Regions from separate parts of the Homo sapiens genome. Here region 1 is linked to region 2. Evidence: read pairs that join two places in POLR2A ChIA-PET (ENCODE). Cell type or tissue: CD4-positive, alpha-beta T cell. All regions are shown on one strand.

The links. ChIA-PET counts read pairs that join two places held together with the same protein. Peaks named below come from ENCODE experiments on the same cell type or tissue, not always from the same donor. Only the 100,000 strongest peaks of a DNase experiment are listed, where the experiment ranks them.
Region 1: POLR2A ChIA-PET joins it to region 2 with 8 read pairs; 8 of 35 experiments call an interaction of 5 or more read pairs at or near these places.

The regions. Positions count from the first base shown.
Region 1 is chr9:128,092,304-128,097,303 of GRCh38, forward strand. All of the region lies in intron 1 of SLC25A25 (solute carrier family 25 member 25), which reads left to right. Among named protein-coding and RNA genes, the nearest start is that of SLC25A25-AS1, 24 kb to the right of the region's middle. RefSeq lists an enhancer at 1-168. In CD4-positive, alpha-beta T cell, no CTCF peak of the experiment used is centred here; DNase peaks (open chromatin) are centred at 888 and 2,238; H3K27ac peaks cover 1,768 bases.
Region 2 is chr9:128,024,371-128,029,370 of GRCh38, forward strand. No RefSeq gene overlaps it. Among named protein-coding and RNA genes, the nearest start is that of NAIF1, 40 kb to the right of the region's middle. RefSeq lists an enhancer at 4,362-4,531. In CD4-positive, alpha-beta T cell, no CTCF peak of the experiment used is centred here; DNase peaks (open chromatin) are centred at 2,101, 2,521, 3,021, 4,321 and 2 weaker places; H3K4me3 peaks cover 3,091 bases; H3K27ac peaks cover 4,815 bases.

The sequences.
Region 1 (5,000 bases), 68 kb after region 2:
GGCTGTTGAGGGAAGGAAGGTTGCAATAGACTTGCCTTAGGATTTGTTAGTTTGGCTGAAGAAAGCCATTTGAAAGTGAGGGGCAGCCTGTGAAAGTGTGCCTTAGCTTATCCGAACAGCTCAGGAAGGGCGAAGCTAAAGGGGCGAGAGAGTGTGCCTCGACCGTGGAACCCAGTTGCTTGGAGCTGTGGGGGTGGTCTTGGCATCCTGAAGGTCACAGTCCCCTTGCCTGGGTCCGACCCATCTCTCCTTTGGGTCTGGGAGGAAGAGTGAAGGCATGAGACTGGGTCCGAGGAGAGGCTGGAGTCATGAGGCGCAGAGGCTGGTGCCCCTCTGGAAATGACTGCGGCCGCTGCGGGTCTGCCAACTGTGGGGTCTTTCATCCTTCCTGAGCCCAGAGCGTGAGTTACCATCCTCACAAGAGCCAAGGTAAGTGGTAGTATCCCCATTTCGTAGATGAAGAAACTGAGGTGCAGAATGGTTACATTATTTGCCCAGGGTTAAACAACTAAAGAGAGGTGGAGCTGAGATTTCACCCCCAAATCCTTGTCCTGTGCTGCCTCGTTTTCCCCTTAGGAAAGCAGTTTTTAAGGAGACTAATGGAGTGCTCAGTATTAGAAAGGAAATTGCCACTTGGCTCAGATTTCTCCTCCCTGCTGTAGGAGTGACCTCGTTCACCTCCTGAGCTTTGGTTATTTTCAATCTTTTTACTTAGGAGAAAAATCAGAGAAGAAAAGGAGATTCTGCCCGTTTGGCACATTATAGATACCACAGAGATGTTAAGATGAATTGCTACATTTAAGAAATAAAAGCTCATTTTGCCTTTGCTACTAGGGACTTTTGATGTAATAACATTTGCAGTCATGTGGGCACTGGGGAGAAGTCTTCGTCTTTGATGGGTTCCTTCTGAGCAAAGCAGTGGGTCTCTCAGAGACTGTTATGCCTGAGATGTCTTTGCTTAATATTCAAAGAGAGGGTGTCACTTTGTACCTTTTGATTGTTTTAGACAAGATTGGAATGGCTGTGGCACTAGCTTTGTGAGGAACTTTTATCTATAGACCTGCTTGCCTTATTACTACCTCGAATGGCCGGCTCCTTTTAAAATCACCTATTTTTGTCTTTAGCAGTTAACTGCTCTATTTTTCAGCATCATACAGTACCCCCTTGCCAGCTCTCCCCCCAGGGACTGCCTAGGATAGGACTGTCTGTTCTGAACAGCTTAGTTCCTGGCCTGCAGAATCAAGAGACCCACACCTTTTACTGGCTGATCCCCAAAAGAGAGACAGTTCAGCTGGCTGCAAACTGGGGGAGCCCCAAGTGGGATATGGGGCAGCTGGTTGGGCTTGAAGCCAGAGAGAAAGCAAATCTGAGAAGCATAGACTCTCAAAGCAGATAGACCAAGAACTGGAGTAACAGGAACATGGATGCAGCCCGCATCCTTTTCCAGAACAGTGCTCTGAAGGTGTTTGGGGTTTGTGATCACTGGCTGATTGGGGCTGGCCTCACCAAATCACAAAAAGGACCTCCAGAATGTTCTGGAAACATTTTTGAAAAGTTCACTTTAGGCCAGGCGCAGTGGCTCATGCCTGTAATCCCAGCACTTTGGGAGTCTGAGGTGGACAGATCACGAGGTCAGGAGTTTGAGACCAGCCTGGCCAATATGGTGAAACCCCGTCTCTACTAAAAATACAAAAATTAGCTGGGCGTGGTGGTGCGTGCCTGTACTCCCAGCTACTCAGGAGGCTGAGACAGGAGAATCGCTTGAATCCAGGAGGCGGAGGTTGCAGTGAGCCAAGATTGTGCCGCTGTACTCCAGCCTGGGTGACAGAGCAAGACTCTGTTTAAAAGAAAAAAAGAAAAGTTCACTTTGGTTCTCGGGCTTCTCAGTGTCCCAGAAGCACTACTTTGTTTTGCTCTCACTTCCCCTGTTTAAATATGTCTGCTAGTGAGTCAGGTTCCTGCAAGCTTTTATTCTAGGAACTGTTCCAGTTTTTCCCTTTATCTTTGTCTTACAGTTAATCTTCAGTTGGAGAAGAAAGCCATTACTCTGGAGTGGGAGGTGCCCTCAGCGGCATTCAAGCTTTCAAATCCTGAGGGGCTGTCTTCTCGGAAGCACAGAGAATTTTGCTTATTGTGTGTGTAACTGCCAAGTGTAGGCAGGTTTCATTGGAAACTGGCTACACTAGGCTGTCATGGCAACCTGATCATCAAATGACACTGTGGCCACAGCCGCCAATGAGGTTTGAGAGCCTTAAGGGTGGGTGGGGCTTGAGCGGCTGGATGCTGGCAAAGCTTCCTCATATTAATATTTCTGGCTCAGCCTGAGTCATTGCAGAGGAGGGGAGAGGAACTTTCTGACCTAATGCTACACTCCCAGAGGCACTGTACCTGCCCTGTTCTTATTCATGGTATTCCGGCCTTTACCTGAAGCACCTGCTTTCTTCTGGCATGTAACATAGTGGTAGAACAAGGAAAGCTTTTGGTGGCATTGGCAGATTTGCTGTGAGAAGATGCTCAGGAGAGGAACTGCTACTTTATAGATTAATTGCAATCTGATGCCACTGAATCCTAAGGGACCTAGTGTTGCTGTCACTGTTTCCGAATACTAGTCATAGGAATGGACATCGGAGGAGCTGAAACAGATGAGGGTCTGTGCCACAAAGTCAGAATAATAAAGAGCAGCGAGGCATCGCACACAATGCGCGTTGTGCCCAGATCTTGGAGTGTCAAGAAGGCCGGTGTGAAGCATCAGGGCTGAAACCCGAGGCCTGCTTTAGTTCCTCCATAATCTAGTTCTCACAGAGGCATTCAGAAGCTGTGACACAAACACCGTTTTTGGTTGTATTTAGCTAGGGCTCAACTTGCTCAAGTTACACCTTTCCCACACACCTGCCGCCTTCCAGTATGAGGTATCACCTACTGTCTGGCTTACCGGCATCCTTTGGGAACTGAATACTAAAATCTGTTTTGGGTGCTGTTTGAAGTGGATGTTGTAACAAGAACCCTGGGTGCAAGGCCCTGCCCTGCCCTTGACAGGCTTTGGGAATTGGGCAAATCAGGTCGCCTCTCCCAGGCCTGTTTGCTCAACTCGGAGATTAAGGGATGATCCCAGAGCCCCTCTGGGCCCCCACAGTCTGCAGTTCCAGGAATACAGCAGTTGTCCTGGACACTAGCACCTAGAGATGGGCTTATTTGGGTAGAACTCTCCATTTTTATATGAACATGGAGTCTTGAGTTACCTGTGAAACTCAGTAGGATGGATGATTTAAAAAACCAAATGCCAATTGAAGTTTATCCAATGAAGACATTCCATGAGACTCAGTCACAGCAGCAAATAAGTTAGAACCCTTTTAAAAATTAGCTGGGTGTGCTCGTGGGCACCTGTAGTCCCAGCTACTCGGGAGGCTGAGGCAGGAGAATCGCTTGAACCCAGGAGGTGGAGGTTGTAGTGAGCCAAGATCGCGCCACTGCACTCCAGCCTGGGCGACAGAGCAAGACTCCATCTTAGGAAAGACAAAGAAAAAAGAAGAAGAATACAGGTTTCACTTTTATTTAGTATCATTTTCAAATCTCAGATTTCTTTTGTTAAATACATTATAAAACTCAATGGTACAGTAATATGTGCCATAATTATTTTTAAAATATACTTTAATAGAAAGTGAAATCTCCAATTGAACTTATTCAGTCAAAATATTTGCTTTTTTATATTAGAATGACTGCAGTCATCACTAAAATGAGATATTCAACAGATCTGTATAATTTAGTTTCAGAAGCAAACAATAATTTAACAAAGGAAGACCAGCATTTTTTTTAATAGGGCAACATCTCATTTTATAAAGTAGAGTGAGCATTCCTAAAGACCAGCATTTTAGGGTTCAGCTTTTATTTATAAATGTGAACCTCCTTTAAAATAAAATAATAGAGGCTAGGCGCAGTGGCTCATACCTGTAATCCTAGCACTTTGGGAGGCCAAGGCAGGCAGATCACTTGAGGCCAGGAGTTGGAGACCAGCCTGGCCAACATGGTAAAACCTAGTCTCTACTAAAAATACAAAAATCAGCCAGGCGTGGTGGTGGGCGCCTATAATCTCAACTACTCGGGAGGCTGAGGCACAAGAGTCGCTTGAACCTGGGAGGCAGAGGTTGCAGTAAGCCGAGATCGTGCCACTGCACTCCAGCCTGGGTGACAAGAGTGACAGTCTGTCTCAAAAATAATAATAATAATGATACATTATCTTGTCCATTTGAATATAATGCCCTGACAACTCTATTTGCAGATGCTCAGAAAAATAGGCCTTCATCAAGCATGGTTATAAGTTTGTTTCTTGGGGTCTTAGAGCCCCCTGAGCTAATTCACTCATTTGGAAGCTGTTCATGAAGCACCTTATTTGATCAAGGCAGGAGGTTATTTCCAGACAAGGAGGTCCAAGGGTTTGAAGTAAGAGCCTTCTACCTTCAAGGACCCTGGTGGTAGAGATAAGAGGCGTGTTAAAATAGCCCAAGGCAGAACATTCTGGATTGGGCAGCTTAAGAGATAGCTGAGTGTCATGGATTTAGCGGAGGCTGAGCAGGAATCTGCCTGGATAATCCAGTGCGACCTCATAGGATCCGTCACTAGGGTAGCCCAAGACCTGTTCTCACAGACTCGTTATCAGATCTCTGTTAGAAGGCCCAAATGTCATATCACTTGTCATAATCTCTGTTTCATAATGTTGTGTGTAAGTATCAACATCTTGTAACACCCTCTTTACGAGTTAACAACAAGCGTTTTAGTGCATTAAAAAGTCCTTTTACTTCTGTGATCCCCAAGTAATAACTATCCATTTTTATCCATCCCGGTAGTGGGAAGATATAGTCTATATTAGGAAGTGGCGCACTGTAGAAGGAACAAGGGTGAGACTGAGCCTGTTCTCATCTTGGTGACGTGGTCTCTTCCTCCGCAGCACGAATCTGTGGGGAAGGAATGAGTGGAGAATTCAGGCCGGCCTGCAGAGAGGGTCG
Region 2 (5,000 bases):
AATATTTATTCTCTTAAAGATTCCAGGAGTCAGGAATTTAGGAACGACCCTAGACGGGCGGTCTGGCTCAGGGTCTCTCCCTGGCTGTGGGCTGTGGCCGCAGTCTCCTGAAGGGACTGGGATCTGCTTCCAGGCTCACCCGTGATTGTTACAGGCCTCAGTTCCTTGCTATCTGATGTCCCCGTGATGTGACAGTGGCTTCGCACAGAGTGAGCACTGAGAGAGCCCCAGATAAAAGTGCAGTCTTTATGGCCTGGTGTGGTGGCTCACGCCTGTAATCCCAGCACTTTGGGAGGCCAAGGCGGGTAGATCACCTGAGGTTAGGAGTTCGAGACCAGCCTGGCCAACATGGTGGTCTCTGCTAAAAATTAAAAAATGAGCTGAGGGTGGTGGCAGGAGCCTGCAATCCCAGCCACTCAGGAGGCTGAAGCAGGAGAATCGCTTGAGCCCAGGAAGTGAAGGCTGCAGTGAGCCAAGATCGCACCACTGCACTCCAGACTGGGCAACAGAGTAAGAATCTGTCTCAAAAAAAAGAGAAAGTGCAGTCTTTTATAAGCGCATCTTAGAAGTGAAAGCACAGCAGCAGAGCATCCTGCCGTTGGTCACTCAGACCAGCTCTGGCCCAATGAGGGAGGGGCTTCCTGAGCCCTTGAATCCCAGAAGTCCAGGATCAGCGGGGCTTTTTTTTTTTTTTTTTAAATAAAGTTTTTTTTTTTTTATTTTTTTTTCATAGAGATGGGGTCTCTCTATGTTACCCAGGCTGGTCTCAAACTCATGGGCTCAAGCAATCCTCCCACCCTACCTCCCAAAGTGCCAGGATTACAGGTGTGAGCCACCTTGCACAGGCTGTTTTTCTTTCCTAGAAACAGGGTCTCCCTCTGTTGTAGTGGTGTGATTATAGCTTCCTGCAGTCTCAAATTCCTGGGCTCAAGTGATCCTCCCGCCTCAGCCTCCCAAGTAGCGAGGACCACAGGTGCACGCCACCACGCCCGCACCTTTCCATTCTAAACCCAGCTGCAGGGAACATCCTTGCTGGCTTCCCTTTGCTCACCTGTGAAAGGTGGGAGGGGGTGTTCCCTATGGCAGTTTACAAGCATCAGCTCATGGAATTCTCATCACACCACTCTGGTGAAACAGATTCAAATGTGCATTTGGCAGAGGAAGGGGTTGGATTCCGTGATTGCTGGGCCCTTCAAGGATTCATAGTGCCCTCGGGAACAGAGCCGTCTTGGTCTAGATAGGCTTTTTCAGTGGGAGGAGAGGGTCAAGGAAGCTGAGAAGTGGAGATGAACCGTAGTAATGCTAGCCTCACACCTGGACCTTCTTCGGTAAATGAAAGGTGGGGCAGGGCCACCACCCCATCACACAGAGGAGGAAACTGAGGTTCAGAGAGGGGCAGAGACTTGTCTCAGGCTGCACAGCTGATCAGTGACAGAACCAGGAATCACAGCCAAGTCCCCGACCTCCAGAGCCTTCTCCTAGGTTCTCACCAGGCACTGGGCCAGGCACAGAGCACACATCAGCTTGCCAGTCCCCACAGAAGCCACAGCCTTACTCTTCCTCCCATTTGTTTGTTGTTGTTGTTGTTGTTGTTAAGATAGTGTTTCACTCTGTCACCCAAGCTGGAGTGCGGTGGCATGATCACAGCTCACTGCAGCCTCGACCTCCAGGGCTCAAGCAATCCTCCCACCTCAGCCTCCCAAGTAGCTGGGACTGCAGGCTACACACCCAGCTAATTTTTGTATGCTTTGTAGAGACGGGGGTCTCGCCATGTTGCCCAGGCTGGTCTCGAACTTCTTGGCTCAAGCAATCCTCCCTCCCCAGCCTCCCAAAGTGCTGGGATTACAGGCATGAGCTACCGTGCCGGGCCTCTTCCTCCCATTTGATAGCAGAAGAAACTGAGGCTCGGAGACACTAGGTGTGGAACACCGCAGGCACCATGCATGCTGAGCACCGTAGCCATGTGCAGGCAGGAGCTGCTGTGGCCCCTGTGTCTGGGGCAGACGAGAGAGGAAGGAAAGAGGAGGCACGGCCTCGCATGAGAGATTAACTTGCGATGCCTCATTATCGCAAATTCATATCTTTGAGGCAGAACCAGAAACAGGATGTGGGTTCCCCTTTAAGGGGCTGGTGCCTCACATTGACAGGTACCATGGGACACATGTGAGCATCATGGGACAGGTAGTGTCGGTAAGAGGTTGGCACCCAGGCTTTGGAGTCAACAGGCTCCTGGCTGTGTGACTGCAGATTCGTGGCTTGACCTCTCTGGGCTTCTGAATAGCACGGGTTGTTAGGCCTGGTGGAACAGTGCTCAATAAATAGTGACAAGGTACTGAGCACTCCAACAAGTGTTGGAGGCAGGGGCAATTATTTGCCAAAAGAGGCAAAGCCTGTGGAGCGGCCTGGCCAGCTTTACCCCCGTCCCTGCTGCCACATCCATCCGCGGTCCTCTGCCCGAGCCCAGCCCTACCAAGCAAACACACCATCAAGAGGAGGCAGGTTGCTATGGCAGTACAGCTTCTGGAAAGGCCCTGGCCTCCCACACAATATCCCTCCACTGTGGTGGCCCCAGGCTTTTCCTGTGGAGGCTTCTGAGGTTGCTCCAGCCTGAGGCCAGCCTGGCCCAGATGCTGACCCAGACACAGCTGTGTTCACATGACACGGGTTTGCCGAGTACCTACCAGGTTCACATGAGCAGGACAGGCAAGGGCCACCCTGCCCTTCCCTCCTCCCAGGGCTCGACCTGGGCCCTGTAAGTGTCACTTGCATTTAGGAGCTACAATACAGCTCTCAGGAATGTCCTGAGTGTCAGGATGACAGGAAGAAAGGGAGAGCCCAGGTTCAAGAAAAGGACACTGGATTGGGTGTTAAAGGCCCATGTCTCGGCCTAACTCAGCCTTAGTGTCTCTGTGGTTGTGAGCAAACACCCATTTCTCTCTGGGTGTTTAGAACTGAGGGGAGTACATGGAGTTCTTTCAAACTAGTCAAAACAGAAGCCGAGCTGTGCACTCAGGAGGCAGGCAGCCCCTTGTTTTGGACTATCGTCTATCACTTACTCGCTGGGTGGCTTAAAGGAAGTTACTCAACATCTCTGAGCCATTTCCTCATCTCAAACTTTTGAATAACAATCCAAGGTTATTCAGAATACTAAATGAAGGCCAGGCATGGTGGCTCACATCTGCAATCCCAGAACTTTAGGAGGCCGAGGTGGGTGGATCACTTGAGGCCAGGAGTTCAAGACCAGCTAGGGCAACATAGCAAGACCTCAGCTCGGCAAAAATTTTTTAAAAATTAAGTCAACAAATAAATAATAGAATACTAAATGGGAACATTTACAGTGCTTAGAACACTTACAGTAGGAGCTCAATACATAGCAGCTGTTGCAATTAGCTCATTTTTTTCTTTAAAATAATTTCCACTTTATCAAAATAATACCATACATCAGTGAATCTGAGGCATCACCAATAGTAAGATGCACCATGATTCATGTGCTGTCCAGAGAAAACACTGCCAATTATAGTGGTCAGGTGCACCACTGATTATAGAAAGATTTATCTTGATTTTAAAGATGTTAAAATGGGCCAGGCATGGTGACTCACTCCTGTGATCCCAGCACTTTGGGAGGCTAACGCGGGTGGATCACCTGAGGTCAGGGGTTTGAGAACAGCCTGACCAACATGGCGAAACCGTGTCTCTACTAAAAATACAAAACTTAACTGGGCATGGTGGCAGGCACCTGTAATCCCAGCTACTCGGGAAGCTGAGGCAGGAGAATCGCCTGAACCCAGGAGGCAGACGTTGCACTCCAGCCTGGGCAACAGAGGGAGACTCCATCTCAAAAATAAATAAATAAATAAATAAGTAAAGAAAGAAAGATGTTAAAATGTGAATACTTTGGCATCTTAGAATTGGTGTTTTGTAGTTTGGCCGGGCACGGTGGCTCACGCCTGTAATCCCAGCACTTTGGGAGGCCAAGGCGGGCGGATCACGAGGTCAGGAGATCGAAACCGTCCTGGCTAACACGGTGAAACCCCGTCTCTACTAAAAATACAAAAAAATTAGCCAGGCGTGGTGGCGGGCACCTGTAGTCCCAGCTACTCAGGAGGCTGAGGCAGGAGAATGGCGTGAACCTGGGAGACGGAGCTTGCAGTGAGCCGAGATCGCGCCACTGCACTCCAGCCTGGGCAACAGTGAGACTCTGTCTCAAAAAAAAAAAAAAAAAAAAAAGAATTGGTGAAATAGCATACGTGCAGGGAAAGCAAAATAAACTTACCCTAAAGGCAGATAACATGCAGTGGTTTCCTGTCTGCCTCCCCAATCTCCCCACGCCGCCTCCCTAGAAGCAACCACTTTTGGCTCTGTGAGCAGTTTCTTTCCAGCACTTACACATTTTATATTTCTAAATAATAAGCACATGCTGCTATCTTTGGGCAGATTTGTTTTAGCCCTGTCGCCTGTCTACCCTCCGCTATCTACCAACCACCCAGTACGACGAAAGAGGAGTCGTCCACTGTGGAAGTCATGTGGCCTTTTAGAGTTAAATCACTAGTCACATCTCAGATTTGTCCATTTCTCTACGTATGTATTTTATTTGTTTTTTCTTCTCCTTTTTTCTTTTTTTAGATGGAGCCTCGCTCTGTCACCCAGGCTGGAGTGCAGTGGTGCTATCTCAGCTCACTGCAACCTCTGCCTCCCAGGTTCAAGCGATTCTCCTGCCTCAGCCTCCCGAGTAGCTGGGACTAAAGGTGCGCACCACTGCACCCAGCTAATTTTTGTATTTTTAGTAGACACGGAGTTTCACAATTTTGGCCAGGCTGGTCTCGAACTCCTGAACTTGTGATCTGCCCGCCTCGGCCTCCCAAAGTGCTGGGATTACAGATGTGAGCCACCGCACCCAGTCCCTTTTATTCTCCTTTTTGAGACAAAGTCTTGCTCTGTTTCCCAGACTGGAATGCAGTGATGCGATGACAGCTTACTGCAGCCTCAACCTTCCAGGCTCA